Regions from separate parts of the Homo sapiens genome. Here region 1 is linked to region 2. The links are chromatin loops, found by intact Hi-C in ENCODE. Cell type or tissue: thyroid gland. All regions are shown on one strand. Links, peaks and the distances in the headings refer to the core of each region. The heading gives the core; the rest is flanking DNA.

Region 1 (8,336 bases), core at 45-8,044, 100 kb after region 2:
TGCTGGTTGCATGTCTGGCCTTTCCTAATATAATTTTGTAATCAGTCTTGATATTTTCTATGGCAAGTCTCCTCCTGTAGTTCCTTTTTCAAAAAGTATAATTAGGCTAGGTGAGGTGGCTCATGCCTGTAGTCCTAGCACTTTGGGAGGCCGAGGTGAGAGGATCGCTTGAGCCCAAGAGTTAAAGACCAGCCTGGGCAACATAGCAAGACCCTGTCTCTACAAAAAATAAGAAAAAAAATAGCTGGGCATAGTGGCATGCGCCTGTACTCCCAGCTACTCAGGAGGCTGAAGGAGGATTGCTTGAGCCTGAGAGGTGGAGGCTGCAGTGAGCCATGATCATGCCACTGCACTCCAGCCTGAGTGACAGAGCAAGACAGTGTCTCAAAAAAAAAAAAAAAGGTAATTTAAAAACAGAACAAACCAAAACAAAAATCTCTAGGTTATTTTGGAGTATTAACTTCTAAGTAAACTTTAACATCAAATTGTCAAGCTCGTCCTGTTAGCCTCCACCAAGTGATAAAAATCATATTGGAATTTTTATTGGAATTTCTTTAAATATTTGTATTAATTTTCAGGAAATTGTTGTCTTTTTACTATGTAGTATTCCTGTGTAGGAATAGTAAATAATTTTCCATTTATTACAGTATTATATTTTATTTATTTATTTGCTGGATGAGATCTTGCTATGTTGCCCAGGCTACAGTACAGTGGCTATTCACAAAGTCGATCCCATTAGTGATCAGCAGGGCAATTTTGACCTGCTCCTTTTCTGACCTGAGCCAGTTCACCCCTCCTTAGGCAAACTGATGGTCCCCTGCCCCTGGCAGGTCACCATACTGATGCTGAACTTACTGTGGACACCCCATCACTATAGTGCACTACAGCCCAAGACTCCTGGGCTCATGTGATCCTCCTGCCTAAGCCCCCTGAGTAGTTGAGACACAGGTGTGCATGACCATGCATGGAGGTTATTTACTTATTTATTTATTTTCAGATGGAGTCTTGGGACTCTCACTCTGTCGCCCAGGCTGGAGTGCAGTGGCGCAGTCTCGGCTCACTGCAACCTCCGCCTCGGGGGTTCAAGCCATTCTCCTGCCTCAGCCTCCTGAATAGCTGTGACTGCAGGCGCGTCCACCATGCCCGGCTAATTTTTGTATTTTTTAGTAGAGACTGGGTTTCATCATGTTGGCCAGGATGGTCTGGATCTCTTGACCTCGTGATCCGCCCGCCTCGGCCTCCCAAAGTGCTGGGATTACAGGCGTGAGCCAATGTTCCCGGCCGCCTGGAGGTCTTATATTTTATGTAAGGTAAGTTTTTATATTGTTTTCAAATAGGAGTTACATATTATTTCTGAAGCTCAATTGTGTTGTTTTATAGTTTTTGTTACTACTGTGAATGGGTTATTTTTGTACCTTTATATTTTGTTTATTGATAATATATAGATAAGTTATTGATTCCTCTGTATTTATATTATATTCTTTCACGTTGCTGAATTCTAATGGATTTTCAGTGGTTTCTTCTAGGTTTTTTTTTTTTTTTTTTTTTCTTTTGAGACGGAGTTTGGCTCTTATTGCCCAGGCTGGAGTGCAATGGCGCGATCTCGGCTCACCGCAACCTACCCCTCCGGGATTCAAGCGGTTCTCCCGCCTCAGCCTCCCGGTTTCCGCTAGAATTTTAAAGGTGGACATGTATATTATCTACGAATAAAAGCAATTTTGCTTTGTTTTGAAATATTTACAGTTCATTTCTTGCTTTGTGTCTTGGCCAGTAAAGGCAAACAACACTGAATAAGCCTAAGAAAATATTCATCCTTACTTGACTTCTGACTCTGGAATATCTCTAGCATTTCGTCTTTAAGCAGAAGTTTAGATTGGTTTCTTTTATTTATTTATTTGTTTGTTTGTTTGTTTGTTTGTTTCTGAGACAGAGTCTCACTCTGTTGCCCAGGCTGGAGTGCAGTGGCGCAATCTAAGCTCACTAAGCAACCTCCACCCCCCAGGTTCAAGTGATTCTCCTGCCTCAGCCTCCCGAGTAGCTGGGACTACAGGCATGTGCCATCATGCCTGGCTAATTTTTGTATTTTTAGTAGAGACGGGATTTTGCCATGCTGGCCAGGCTGGTCTCAAACTCCTGATCTCAAGTGATCCACCCACTTCAGCCTCCCAAAATACTGGGATTACAGGTGTGAGCCACTACACCCGGCCTTTAGTTTGGTTTCTTATAAATGCTTTTTATCATGTTGATACTTGGAATGGCTTCTGATTTTTACCAAATGCAATAGTTTTTACTATCTATCTGATACCAAACTTTTCCCCCTAAAGGCTAAAATAACTTTGGATTTCTGTGACATACACTACTTGGTAATAGTATATTATTTTTATTTCATTTTTCTTACTTCAGACAGGAAATATGCTGACACGATAATAAGATGTGAGGGAGGCACATCTTAAACTTTTGTGTGAAGACCCAATCATCATGCTGATGAATCACAAAAAGATCAGTAAAGGTATATTATTTTTAAAAATATATATACACTTTGATTAATTCTCAAATTTGGTAAGAATTTTTACATGTATTTTTGTAAGCATGTTATTCCATAATTATTTTTTCTTGTGTTCTTTCAAATTTAGGTATTAGAGTTATGCTTATTTGATTAAAATATATTAAGAATCTTGTCTGGGCGCAGTGGTTCACACCTGTAATCCCAGCACTTTGGGAAGCCGAGACGGGCAGATCACCTGAGGTCAGGAGTTTGAGACCAGCCTGGCCAACATGGTGAAACCCCGTCTCTACTAAAAATACAAAAATTAGCCGGGCGTGGTAGCGCGTGGATGTAGTCCCAGCTACTCGGGAGACTGAGGCAGGATAATTGCTTGAACCCAGGAGATGGAAGTTACAGTGAGCCTAGATCATACCACCGCACTCCAGCCTGGGTGACAAGAGCAAAACTCCATCTCAAAAGAAAAAAGAGTCTTGATCTTTTTTGTAATATTACATGCTTTAAATAACATAGGAATTATTTGCTTCATGAATGTTGAGAAAACCTTTCCTGTTAAAATGATCCAAGTCCGTAACATTTGTGAAAGGTTTTTTTTTTCTTCACTTTTTTTGCACTTTATTCTATGGTTATAAGATTTCTTCCTCCAGGTTTTTATTTTATTTATTTATTTATTTTTTAGACAGAGGGTTTCTGTCATCCAAGCTGGAGTGCTGTGGCAAAATCATGGCTTACTGCCACTGTGACCTCCTGGTCTCAAGTGATCCTCCCACCTCAGCCTCCCAAGTAGCTGGCACTCAGGTATGTGCCAGCACGCACGACTAATTTTTTCTACTTTTTGTAGAGACAAGGTCTCGTTATGTTGCTTAAGCTGGTCTTGAATTCCCTGGCTCAAGCCATCTACCCACCTTAGCTTCCCAAAGTGCTGGGATTACAAGTGTGAGCCACTGAGCCTGACCTCTTTCCCCAGATTTAATACTCCCTCTTGCATCGGTATTAGTAATATACATGAGTGTACGTATTATTTTGACTTTAAAATTTGCCAACATTAAGCTGTCACAAGAATCTTTTATAGTTTTTCGAAAGGTCATATACTATTCTCATTCCTAATATTGTTGATTTCTATTTTCCCTCTCTCAATCAGACTTGTCTATTTATTTAGTATTTTCAAATAACCAATTTTGGTTTATCAATTCCACTTTACTTGTAATTCCTTCTTTTGAATCTGTTGTTCTTTTTCTAGCTTTGTAAATTGAGTGTTTACTTTATATTGTAATATTTCTTCCTTAATTATGAAAGAACATAGGGCTAGAAATTTTTGTTAGGTCATAACTATGGCCACAGCCCATAGTGGTGATTTATAGGATTCCTGCTGTCATTTATTTCAAAATAATCTTGAATTCCTTCCGTAATCCAAATGTTATTTAGATGTTTTAATATTTTCAAATGGTTAGATTTTGTTATCTGTTTAGCGTTAATTTCTAATTTTAATGCATCATGGTTGGCAAACATGACTGATTATTTCTTCTTTTTGGAATTCATTAAAATGATCTCCGTAAGGTTCATTAGTTTTGACTGGAGAGAGGTCCCTCCAAAAATCTCTTTCCAAATAAACACTGATGCTGACTTCGAGGACATCAAAATAAAGTCTTCAAGGCTTAAATGTTTTGAAACTATCTCCTTAGTGTTCCTTTACTATTTTAAGTCAATAAATTATGAATCCAAGATAATGTGCCTTTTTATTTTATTTTATTTTATTTTATTTTATTTTATTTTATTTTATTTATTTTGAGACAGAGTCTGGCTCTGTCGCCCAGGCTGGAGTGCAGTGGCACAATCTTGGCTCACTGCAAGCTCCACCTCCCGGGTTCACGCCATTCTCCTGCCTCAGCCTCCCGAGTAGCTGGGACTACAGGCGCCCGCCACCACGCCCAGCTAATTTTTTGTATCTTTAGTAGAGACGGGGTTTCACCATGTTAGCCAGGATGGTTTCAATCTCCTGACCTCGTGATCTGCCCACCTAGGCCTCCCAAAGTGCTGGGATTACAGGCGTGAGCCACCATGCATGGGCCTTTTTATTTTTCAAAGCTTTCTTTCAAATAGTAACCATTCCTTTGGTTTGTACTTTACTTGGCAGAGACAAGTTTCATTATCTGCAGTTGGACTTATTTCTTCACATAAGCATAAAATATTAATATATATCTGTACACTTGGACAGGTATTAAAGGAAATAAATAAGTCTTAAGAGTATGATCTAAAATAACTAAATTTTCTTTTATTTTTAATTCAAAGAATAGAGAAAGCCATTGCATTTCATATAATGTGAAGATTAAGCTGTTCTTTTCATCTGTTTTGCAAATTGAGTTAAATGATAATATATGGAAATCATAATGTACCATCAGGAAGTAGAGGGGTCAGGGCCTAAAGGTAGTACATGAAACTCATCTGTAGTCAGAATTACTCTTGAGAGACTAAAAGACAATGTAACCAACTGTTGCCAGGGGTCACCTTTGGGGAGTACAGTAGGAATACGAGGTGGGAGTGGGAAAGAAGGGGAAATCTCATATTTTGCTCTATACACTCCTGTACTGTACGAACTCTTTATAATAATCCTGTATACATGAATTACTCACTTTGTAATTATAAGAAAACAAAAAAAATTTATCCTAAAGGTGCCTATGACTTTTAGTTTAGACATACAACTTTGCTCTAAATCCAGAGCAGCCAGTCCCCACAATGCCCCCATCACCCCCAGCACTAGGGTATCAAGAAAAACACCAGATAAAGTACTTGACTTGTTTTGGTGCCATATTATACAGAAATTTATATCTTTAAATATTCTAGAAGCAGAGTGCCACAAGGTGCTCCCATAAGAACATAGGAATCAAGACTGCACACGGATCATGTCCATTTTAGGTCTTTTAACACACATGCTGATTGAAGGAAACAGCACATTTATTTATTATATCAGACAAAGAGCTTTGTTTTGGTGATTTGCTTACTGTCTAGCAGCCTCGAGCCCATCTTCTACATTTAGCTGCTCTTCGACACTGCGGCCAGGACTCCCAAACTACATTTCCTAGGCCTCCTTGTCAGCTGGTTTCCAGCTGTGTTCTAACAAAGGAAGGTGGAAGAAGAGAAGAAACTTCCTTCCTGTTTCCACCTTCTTCTGGCATCACTCTTGCATGTGAAGGTAGCTATGGCTCCACCCTCCAACTCCTTTTTTTTTTTTTTTGAGACGGAGTCTTGCTCTGTCGCCCAGGCTGGAGTGCAGTGGCGCGATCTCGGCTCACTGCAACCTCCGCCTGCAGGGTTCAATCAATTCTCTGTCTCAGCCTCCCGAGTACTTGATATTACAGGTGCCCACCACCATGCCCAACTAATTTTTTTGTATTTTTAGTAGAGACTGGGTTTCACCATCTTGGCCAGGCTGGTATTGAACTCCTGACCTTGTGATCCGCCTGCCTTGACCTCCCAAAGTGCTGGGATTATAGGCATGAGCCAGCGCAGCCAGCTCCAGCTCCTTTTTTTTTTTTTTTGAGATGGAGCTTCGCTCTTGTTGCCCAGGCTGGAGTGCAATGGCGCGATCTTGGCTCACTGCAACCTTCGCCTCCCAGGTTCAAACGATTCTCCTGCCTCAGCCTCCCGAGTAGCTGGAATTACAGGCATGCACCACCATGCCCGGCTAATTTTTTGTATTTTTAGTAGAGATGGCGTTTCTCCATGTTGGTCAGGCTGATCTCGAACTCCCAACCTCAGGTGATCCGCCCACCTTGGCCTCCCAAAGTGCTGGGATTACAGGCGTGAGCCACTACGCCCGGCCTTTTTTTTTTTCTTGAGACGGCGTTTCACTCTTGTTGCCCAGGCTGGAGTGCAATGGCACAATCTCGGCTCACTGCAACCTCCGTCTCCCAGGTTCAAGTGATTCTTCTGCCTCAGCCTCCTAAGTAGGTGAGATTACAGGCATGCACCACCACACCCAGCTAATTTTTTTATTTAGTAGAGATGGGGTTTCACCATGTTGGTCAGGTTGGTCTCAAACTCCTCACCTCAGGTGATCCACCCACCTCGGCCTCCCAAAGTGCAGGGATTACAGGGGTGCGCCACCGTGCCTGGCCCTTCAGCTCCTTTCAACAGCCCATGCACCAGCTGCTCTGCACCACTCTGAAGTCCCAGCACCACGTGACCCTGCCACCTCACAGTCTGAGCACGGGCTACCCCAGGCCTTTCTTCTGAGCTCCTAAACTTCTGGTAACCCCACCTTTTCCTTCTTGTTCCTTTTATTGCTCTCTCAGTCTTCCCATACCTGTGTAACCAATTTTGTGTATTAAACTGTCTCTGTTTAAGAAGTGAGCCTGGTCTGTGATTTCCTGGATGAGATTTTAACCAATTCCATATGACTACACTTTTGTAAATTAAAAACGCTTAGGATGTCAGCCAAAGTAGGATGTTGTGTCTTCTACTATGCGGTGGTATAAAACTATCCAATGAAATTTGTTCAGAAGACGCATGGTAGTTATTTCCCTGAAGAAGCACGATCCTCAATGCATGAAAAAGAGGAGACAGAAAAGAAGGAGGGTTCATCAGAACAAGAATGGAGGATATTGTTCTCTGCCTGGTCCAAGCCTCATCCCCACTGGTCCTAGAACTGCCAGCTCATTTGCATCAAGTATTAGCATCTTCTAAGCTTTAGTCATTGTATATAAATTTATCTGTGATTTTTTACTCTTAGCTCCAAATATTGGCAAATGGCATCTTTTATGTATTGTATCTAGGGTAATCTACTTAAATTTATAAAGTGGCTTTCAAAATTGTAAAAGAAGTTGCAGGATATGAGATCTCTGTCCAAAAAAATAATAATTGAGAAAGTCCATGGCATATTTAGTTCAGCATATTTAGCTAATTATAATTTTAAAGGACAATATTAATCATAACAACTAAATCTAATAATTGTTGAACACTTATGCCTGGCACTGTGCTTACGGCCTTACATATATTTTATCAATTAATTTTTACCATACCCAAAATGTACCATATGAAATAAGGACTATTATTATTCTCATTTTCCAGATGAAGAATCTGAGATACAGAAATATTAAGTAATTGATCTAAGTTCACAGAGGTTATAAAGTAAGTAGTTGTAGTATTAGCTATTGGGTATGAATTAAATGTAAAGTTTTGGTAAAGGATTGGAAACTCTGGCCCTAAGAGAGAAAGCATGGAAGGAAGTCTAAGATTCTAGTGTGACATATTTTGGGAACTTGCATTTAAATTTGATTTCTGTATAACGAAATTCAATGAATAGTTTGCGTCTTTAATTTTTTTTTTTTTTTGAGATGGAGTCTTACTCTGTCGCCAGGCTGGAGTGCAGTGGTACAACCTTGGCTCACTGCAACCTCTGCCTCCTGGGTTCAAGTGATTCTCCTGCCTCAGCCTCCCAAGCAGCTGGGACTACAGGCGTGTGCCACCACACCCAGCTAATTTTTGTATTTTTAGTAGAGATGGGGTTTCACCATGTTGGCCAGGATGGTGTCGATCTCTTGACCTCGTGATCTGCCCACCTCAGCCTCCCAAAGTGCTGAGATTACAGGCCTGAGCCACCGCACCCGGCCATTTTTTTTTTTTCTTATTATTCTCCATCAAAGAAGTAGTATAATGTGATCATGTTAGACACTAGGTACAATCTTGGCTCTGTCAACAAAAAGCAGGTGACCTTGGGCAAGTTTTCCAACCTCTCTGTGCTCTCATCTGTAGGGCAGAGATGATCCTAACACCTACGCCATAAGGTGGTTGGATGAGTCAAATGAGAGTCACATAAAGTACTCAGTACTTTGCT
Region 2 (8,336 bases), core at 316-8,315:
TTTTGTACAGACAGGGTCTCTCTATGTTGCCGGGGCTAGTCTCAAACTCCTGGGCTCAAGTGATCCTCCCGCCTCAGCCTCCCAAAGTGCTGGGATTATAGGCATGAGCCATTGCCCTTGGCCTCTCATCCTTTTTACTCTCAATGACAGGTTCATACTTGCCCTTGGGCTTTATTTCCCTTTCCAGGCACATTTCCCTTAACTCTGCTCCAGAGTCTTACACTCCCATGTTTGGAATTTTAAAAAATTGATGCATTTTTTACATTGCATTGGGAGATATTTTAGAACCACTGGGGAGCTGGGCGCGGTGACTGACATCTGTAATTCCAGCACTCTAGGAGGCTGATGCTGGTGGATTACTTGAGGTCAGGAGTTCAAGACCAGCCTGGCCAACATAGCGAAACCCTGTCTCTACTAAAAATACAAAAATTAGCCAGGCATGGTATCGCATGCCTGTAGTTCCAGCTACGCATCAGTAGGAGGCTGAGGAATGAGAATCACTTGTACCTGGGAGGCGGAGGTTGCAGCGAGCTGAATTTGTGCCATGGCACTCCAGCCTGCACAACAGTGAGACTTTGTCTCAAAAAAAAAACACTAAGGAAACAGGGGAAAGAGAATTGAACTTCTGTAGCTGCTCAAGTCATTTGGCATCTCTAAATCTGGGCTTCTTCATCTCTCGTTATATAAAAAAACAGATACCTAAATTTCAAGGTTGTTGAGGATTAAATGAGGTAACAATGTAGAACCTCTTTAGAGTTTTAGAGCAAAGCTGATTGACCTACAAATCCATGTTATTGTTGGATCTTAGATGAGCAAATCTACCTGGCTCAGGTTCTGACTCCGGTTTCCACTTGCCGCCTGGGAGGTGACTGTCCCCAAGTCCGCCTCTGAGGTGGTCCTGCTGGGTCCTGGCCTCGCCTATTTCCCACACCTCTCGTCTGCCTTTCTCCAGTTTCTTACAACAGCAGCAGTAAAGTTCCCTTCCCCCGATCCTTAATGCTGTCTTTACTTCTCTCCTATGATGTTATACAAGGAAGTAGTGTGAGGGCTTCAGGCGGGGGCTGTAGGCTGGAGATAGTGGTGGCTGTTGTAGTGCTGATGAGGTCATCATCATCCCTGAAACCAAGCTGCGTGATTTTTTTTTTTACCACTGGCATCATTCCTATAATGCAGAAAACAACACCAGGTCTTTTTTTTTTTTTTTTTTTTTTGAGACCGAGTCTCTCCCTGTCACCCAGGCTGGAGTGCAATGGCGCAATCTCGGCTCACTGCAACCTCCACCTCCTGGGTTCAAGTGATTCTCCTGCCTCAGCCTCCCGAGTAGCTGGGATTACAGGCGTGTGCCACCACGCCCAGCTAATGTTTTGTATCTTTAGTAGAGACGGGGTTTCACCATGTTGGCCAGGCTGGTCTCAAACTCCTGACCTTGTGATCCACCCGCCTCGGCCTCCCAAAGTGCTGGGATTACAGGCGTGAGCCACCGCACCTGGCCCAACACCGGTTCTTTATTACTAAAGGGCTAACCACTCAGAGCCTCCAATTTGCTTTCTCCTTCTCCCTCTGGGCTCACGTAAGTAGAACACTCTGAAGAAGCCTCAATCTGCTTTTTGTGATTTCGATATGCAGTAACCCAAGCTGCCCCCGATACAGAAGGAAGAGAACTGAGCTTAGCTCCAGAAGACCTAACTATGACACTAGGCCAGCATAATACTAGCTGGGTGGCTAGGAGTAAACTAACTTCTTTGAGCTAGTTTTCTTGTCAGTAAAGCATAGAGTTGGATTAGATGATATCTTTAGCCTCTGAAATCTCTAACTTTCTAAGGACATAAATAATACATATAGATCTAGTAACAGTGTAGGCTATTTGAAATCAGTGAAAGTTCCATAAGATACCTCTCATCCTAAGCCTAGGTGAAAGGTTTGCCATAGAAGAAAATGCAAATAAAAAGTTCAGTAGAGGGCATCTCAGAATGATGAAATGATTGGTTTCTTTGGGCAAAACCATCAATAGGGTGATTTGAAACTTTCGGGATGACATTTCTGTCCAGAGAAAAGGACAGTCAGCCAGGCACGGTGGCTTGGCTCATGCCTGCAATCCCAGTACTTTGGGAGGCCAAGACCGATGGATCACTTGATGCTAGGAGTTTGAGACCAGCCTTGCCAACATGATGAAACCCCATCTCTACTAAACATACAAAAATTAGCCAAGCATGGTGGCCTATGCCTGGTGGCCTATGCTTGTAATACCAGCTATTCGGGAGGCCGAGGCAGAAGAATCGCTTGAACCTGGGAGGTAGAGGTTACAGTAAGCTGAGATCGCACCACTGCACTCCAGCCTGGGAGACAGAGTGAGACTCCATCCCAAAAAAAGAAAAAGAAAATAACAGTCTGGTCTAAGGGTTTGTTTTAGTCGAAGTAATAGGAATTGATGTGAAGAGGAAGCATCCCCTGATGCCAGGGCAGATGGTGGAGAGCAGAACACCAGGGTGGTACAGGGCAGAAGAGGGAGGGTGAACAGAAAGGGGTGGAGGAGACAGAGGCAGGAAGAGAGGGGGCATCATGGCCTGGTGGGTGGAGCCAGGCCAGCCCTGCTAAGACCAAGGGTGATGTTCTTCATCGGAAGAAGAAGGTGAGAAGACCTCAGGGAGCCTCAAGGACCTCCAAGGATGGAAAACCTGGCATTGATTAGGAAAATGACTGTGATTGTATCAATGTACACTTAGTTGAGAAGTCAAGGAGCATTTGGAAACTGAGAGAAAAGAGCCTTGTTACTTCAAGGAATAAAAATGTGTAACGTGCAGTCAGGACATAGTGCTTTTAAAACTGAGCTGTCCTTTCAGAGCAGCTGGGCAAGTGTTGGCTTTAATATTAAGCACATTTGGCCAGGCACAGTGGCTCACATCTGTAATCCCAGCACTTTGGGAAGCAGAGGTGGGCAGATCACTTGAGGCCAGGAGTTCGAGACCAGCCTGACCAACATGGTGAAAGCCCGTCTCTACTAAAAATACAAAAATTAGCTGTATGTCGTGATGCGTGCCTGTAATCCCAGCTACTTGGGAGGCTGAGGCAGGATAATCGCTTGAACCCGGGAGGCGGAGGTTGCAATGAGCTGAGATTGTGCCACTGCATTCCAGCCTAGGCAACAGAGCAAGATTCTGTCTCAAAAAATAAAAATAAAAAAATAAAAATTAAGCACATAGGGTAAGTCTTATTTGAGAGAGAGCTGCAGCTATGCAAGGCAGAATACTTTGAGTTCAGGACTGCCTTAGGCAAACGTGGAGAGGGACCAGGTGTGCAGTGAAGCGGGCAGGTATGAGTAGAGGACTCCGAAGCCTTTGAAATAGACCCAAGATCCCCAGCTCTGGTTGTGCACCTGAATCTTCTGGCAGTGGTTTTCCAATGCAGGTGTCTAAGCTCAGCCCTGGGCCAGCTCTGGAATTCACAGGGCCCAGGGCAAAGTACATATATATAGCCCCTCCCAAAAACACAAAAAACAGTATCATTAAAGGTACTCAAATGTCTTTTTCCTCTCTGCCAACTTGTCTTGGTGTTTTCTGTTTGCTATTTAAAATTGTTTTAAGTAGAGATAAACTACAATTTAAAATTATTCACATGAATTTTTACCACTTGGCTTTACATTGTGCAGTAGCAGTTTTCAATGGGAAAGATAAGCGCATTTAACTTAGAATCACCTAAGTTACACACTTTCTATTTCATTGCTTATGCATAGATATATGTTTTATTTTTACTAGAACAGGGGAAACACTACATACAAGTAACTAAGATTTTTTTCCTTTACTTTTTTTTTTTTTGAGATGGAGTCTTGCTCTGTCATCCAGGCTGGAGTGTAGTGGTGGGATATGGGCTCACTGCAACCTCCGTCTCCCAGGTTCAAGTGATTCTCCTGCCTCAACCTCCTGAGTAGCTGGGATTACTGATGTGTGCCACCAAGCCTGGCTAATTTTGTACGTTTAGTACAGATGGGGTTTCGCCATCTGGCCAGGCTGGTCTTGAACTCCTGAACTCAAGGTATCTGCCCACCTCGGCCTCCCAAACTGCTAGGATTACAAGCGTGAGCAACTGTGCAGGGCCTCTTCACTTCTTCTCTTATGAGATGGGGTCTTGCTCTGTTGCCTAGTGCAGTGGTGCCATCATAGCTCACTGCAGCCTTGAACTCTTGGACTCAAGTGATCCTTCTGCCTCAGCCTCTTGAGTAGCTAGGACCACAGGCATGCTCCATCAAGCCCCACTAATTTTTTGTAATTTTTGTAGAGATGGGGTCTCGCTATGTTGCCCAGGCTGGTCTCAAATTCCTGGGCTCAGGTGATCCTCCCAACTCGGCTTCCCAGGGTGCTGGGATTACAGGTGTGAGCCACTGCACTGGCTTTTTTTTCACTTCTTAATATGCTCGTATCCTACCATCACTCTACCTTTGGCTTAGTAAGGAAGGACTGAAAGGAAAAGGAACTGAGGGGTACCTTCTCTTTCCCTGTCTTTGTATGTCATTGTTTTCAGCATCAGTGTTTGGCTAATACAAGTGCACCTTGTACTAGCCTTGTATTGTGCTTTGTGTTACTGCACTTTCCAGATACCACATATTTTACAAATGAAGGTTGGTGGCAACCCTGTGTCAAGCAAGTCTGTCGGCACCGTTTTTCCAGTAGCATATGCTCACTTCTGGTCTCTGTCACATTTTTGGTAACTGTCACAGTATTTCAAACTTTTTCATGACTTTTATACCTGTTAGGGTAATCTGTGACCAGTAATTTTATTTATTTATTATTATTATTTTTTTAACGGAGTCTCACTCTGTCGCCCAGGCTGGAATGCAGGGATGCGATCTCGGCTCAATGCAACCTCTGCCGCCCAGGATTCAAGCGATTCTCCTGCCTCAGCTTCTTGAGTATCTGGGATTACAGGCACCTGCCACCACGCCTGACTAATTTTTGTAGTTTTAGTAGAGCCAGGGTTTCACCATCTTGGCCAGGCTGGTCTTGAACTCCTGACCTCGTGATCCACCCACCTTGTCTTCCCAAAGTGCTGCGATTACAGGCGTGAGCCACCGTGCCCGGCTGACCAGTATCTTTCATGTTACTATTGTAATTGTTTGGGGTCACCACGAACCGCACACATATAAGACAATGAACTTAATCAATAAACGTGTGTGTTCTGATTGCTCCACTGACTGGCTGTTCCCTCATCTCTGTCCCTCTCCTCGGGTCTCCCTATTCCGGGGGATAAAATGATATTGGAATTAGGCCAATTTATAACTATAATCACCCAGAAGAGTTCAAGTGAAAGGAAGTCAGAGGTCTTTCACTTTCAGTCAAAAGCAAGAAATGATTAAGCTTAGTGAGGAAGACATGCTGAAAGCTGAGACAGACCAAAAGCTGGGTCTCTTGTGCCAACTAGTTAGCCAAGTTGTGAATGCAAAGGAAATGGTTTTATTTTGTTTGTTTGTTTGTTTTTGAGACGGAGTCTCACTCTGTTGCCCAGGCTGGAGTGCAATGGCATGATCTCAGCTCACTGCAACCTCTGTCTCCCGTGGTTCAAGCAATTCTCCCTGCCTCAGCCTCCCAAGTAGCTGGAATTACAGGCCCTCGCCACCAAGCCCAGCTAATTTTTTCTATTTTTAGTAGAGATGGGATTTCGCCACATTGGCCAGGCTGGTCTCGAAATCCTGACCTCAGGCGATCCGCCTGCCTCCGCCTCCCAAAGTGCTGGGATTACAGGCGTGAGCCACTGTGCCTGGCCAAATGTTCTTGAAAGAAATTAAAAGTGCTACTCCAATGAACATACAAGTGGTAAGAAAGCAAAACAGCCCTATTGCTGATATGGAGAAAGTTTGAATGGTTTGGATAAAGATCAAACCAGCCACAGCATTCCCTTATGCCAAAGCCTAATCCAGAGCAAGGTCTTAATTCTCTTCAGTTCTGTGAAGGAAGCTGCAGAAGAAAAAGGTGAAAGAGGTGAGGAAGCTGCAGAAGAAAACCTGGAAGTTAGCAGAGCTTGATCCAGAGGTTTAAGGAAAGAAGCCATCTCCATAACATAAAAGTGCAAGGTGAAGCAGCAAGTGCTGATGGGGAAGCTGCAGCAAGTCATCCAGAAGATCTTGCTAAGGTAATTGATGAAGGTGGCTACATTCAATAACAGATTTTCAATGTAGACAAAACAGCTTTCTACTAGTAGAAGATGCCATCTAGACCTTTAATAGCTGGAGAAGAGAAGTCAATGTCTGGCTTTAAGCTTTAAGAGACAGGTTGACTCTCTTATTAGGGGCTACTGCAGCAGGTGATTTTAAGTTGAAACCAATGCTCACTTACTATTCTAAAAATCCTTGAGTCCTTAAGAATTATGTTGAATCTACTCTTCCTGTGCTCTACAGATGGAACAATACAGCCTGGATGACAGCATATCTGTTTACATCATGGTTTGCTGAATTTTTTTTTTTTTTTTGAGACGGAGTCTCACTCTGTCACCCAGGCTGGAGTGCAGTGGCACAATCTCGGCTCGCTGCAACCTCCTCCTCCTGGGTTCACGCCATTCTTTTGCCTCAGCCTCCTACAGCTGGGACTACAGGTGTCTGCCACCACGCCTGGCTAAATTTTTGCGTTTTTAGTGGAGACGGGATTTCACTGTGTTAGCCAGGATGGTCTCAATCTCCTGACCTTGTGATCCGCCCGCCTCGGCCTCCCAAAGTGCTGGGATTACAGGCGTGAGCTGAATATTTTAAGCCCACTGTTGAGATCTACTGCTCAGAAAAAAAAATTCCTTCCAAAATATTACTGCTTATTGGCAATGAAGCTAGTCGCCCAAGAGCTCTGATGGAGATGTACAAGAAGATGAATGTTGTTTTCATGCCTACAAACATAATATCCATTTGGCAGCTCATGGGTCAAGGAGTCATTTCAACTTGCAAGTCTTATTATTTGAGAAACACAATTTGTAAGGTTAGAGCTACCATAGTGATTCCTCTGATGGATCTGGGCAAAGTCAACTGAAAACCTTCTGGAAAGAATTCACCACTCTAGATGCCATTAGGAACATTTATGATTCATGGGAGGAGGTCAAGATATCAACATTAACAGGAATTTGGAAGATTCCAATTCTCATGGGTAACTTTGAGGGGCTCAAGACTTCAATGGAGGAAGTCACTGCAGATGTGCTGCAAATAGCAAGATAATTAGAATTCGAAGTGGAGCCTGAACATGTGGTGGAATTGCTGCAATCTCATGATCACATGTGAATGGATCAGGAGCTGTTTCTTAAGGATGAGCAAAGAAAGTGGTTTCTTGAGATGGAATCTACTCCTGATGAAGATGCTGTGAATGCTGTTGACAACAAAAGGCTGGGCATGGTGGCTCACTCCAGTAATCTCAGCACTTTGGGAGGCCAAGGCGGGTGGATCACCTGAGGTCAGGAGTTTGAGACCAGCCTGGCCAACATGGGGCCAAACTGGGGGCGTACTACCTATATATGTTTATTTATAAGTTCTATCCATATACTGCTGTATAGTCTCATTTTATGAAACCCCATCTCTACTAAAAATACAAAAATTAGCTGGCTGTGGTGGCAGGCGCTTGTAATCCCAGCTACTCGGAAGGCTGAGGCAGGAGAATCGCTTGAACCAGGAAGGTGGAGGTTGCAGTGAGCTGAGATCACACCACTGCACTCCAGCGTGGGTGACAAGAGTGAAACTCCGTCTCAAAAAAAAAAAACACCAAAAAACAAAGGATTTAGAATATTCTGGAAGCTTAGTTGATTGATAAAACAGTGGCAGGGTTTGAAAGAATTGACTCTGTATTAGTCAATTTCACACTGCTGATAAAGACATACGCGAGACTGGGTAATTTATAAATAAAAAGAATTTTTTTTTTTTTTTGGAGACAGAGTCTCAGTCTGTTGCTGAGGCTGGAGTGCAGCGGCACTGTGTCGGCTCACTGCAACCTCTGTCTCCTGGGTTCAAGCAATTCTCCTGCCTCAGCCACCCGAGTAGCTGGGATAACAGGCGTCCACCACCATGCCCGGCTAGTTTTTATATTTTTAGTAGAAACGGGGTTTCACCATGTTGGCCAGGCTGGTCTTGAACTCCTGACCTCAGGTGATCCGCCCGCCTTGGCCTCCCAAAATGCTGGGATTACAGGCGTGAGCCACCGCGCCCGGCCGGTTTTTGTTTGTTTGTTTGTTTGAGATGGAGTCTTGCTCTTGTTGCTCAGGCTGTGTGCAATGGCACGATCTTGGCTCACTGCAACCTCCACATCCCGGATTGAAGCAATTCTCCTGCCTCAGCCTCCCGAGTAGCTGGGATTACAGGCATGTGCCACCACACCCGGCTA

What was found. A loop is a pair of places that touch in the nucleus more often than their neighbours do. Peaks named below come from ENCODE experiments on the same cell type or tissue, not always from the same donor. Only the 100,000 strongest peaks of a DNase experiment are listed, where the experiment ranks them.
Region 1: a loop joins it to region 2, with 1.8 times the contacts of the local background. A loop is called at or near these places in 6 of 110 quality-filtered maps.

Annotation. Positions count from the first base shown.
Region 1 is chr18:3,570,543-3,578,878 of GRCh38, forward strand. All of the region lies in intron 8 of DLGAP1 (DLG associated protein 1), which reads right to left. LOC124904373 (small nucleolar RNA U13) reads right to left here and starts at 2,501; the gene lies at 2,398-2,501. It also overlaps the pseudogene RN7SL39P. RefSeq lists enhancers at 5,425-5,926, 5,927-6,426. In thyroid gland, for the core only: no CTCF peak of the experiment used is centred there; no DNase peak of the experiment used is centred there.
Region 2 is chr18:3,468,023-3,476,358 of GRCh38, forward strand. All of the region lies in intron 2 of GAPLINC (gastric adenocarcinoma associated, positive CD44 regulator, long intergenic non-coding RNA), which reads left to right. The region is part of intron 2 of LOC105371965 (a long non-coding RNA gene); the gene reads right to left. Among named protein-coding and RNA genes, the nearest start is that of GAPLINC, 5.9 kb to the left of the region's middle. RefSeq lists an enhancer at 1,116-1,906. In thyroid gland, for the core only: no CTCF peak of the experiment used is centred there; a DNase peak (open chromatin) is centred at 3,329.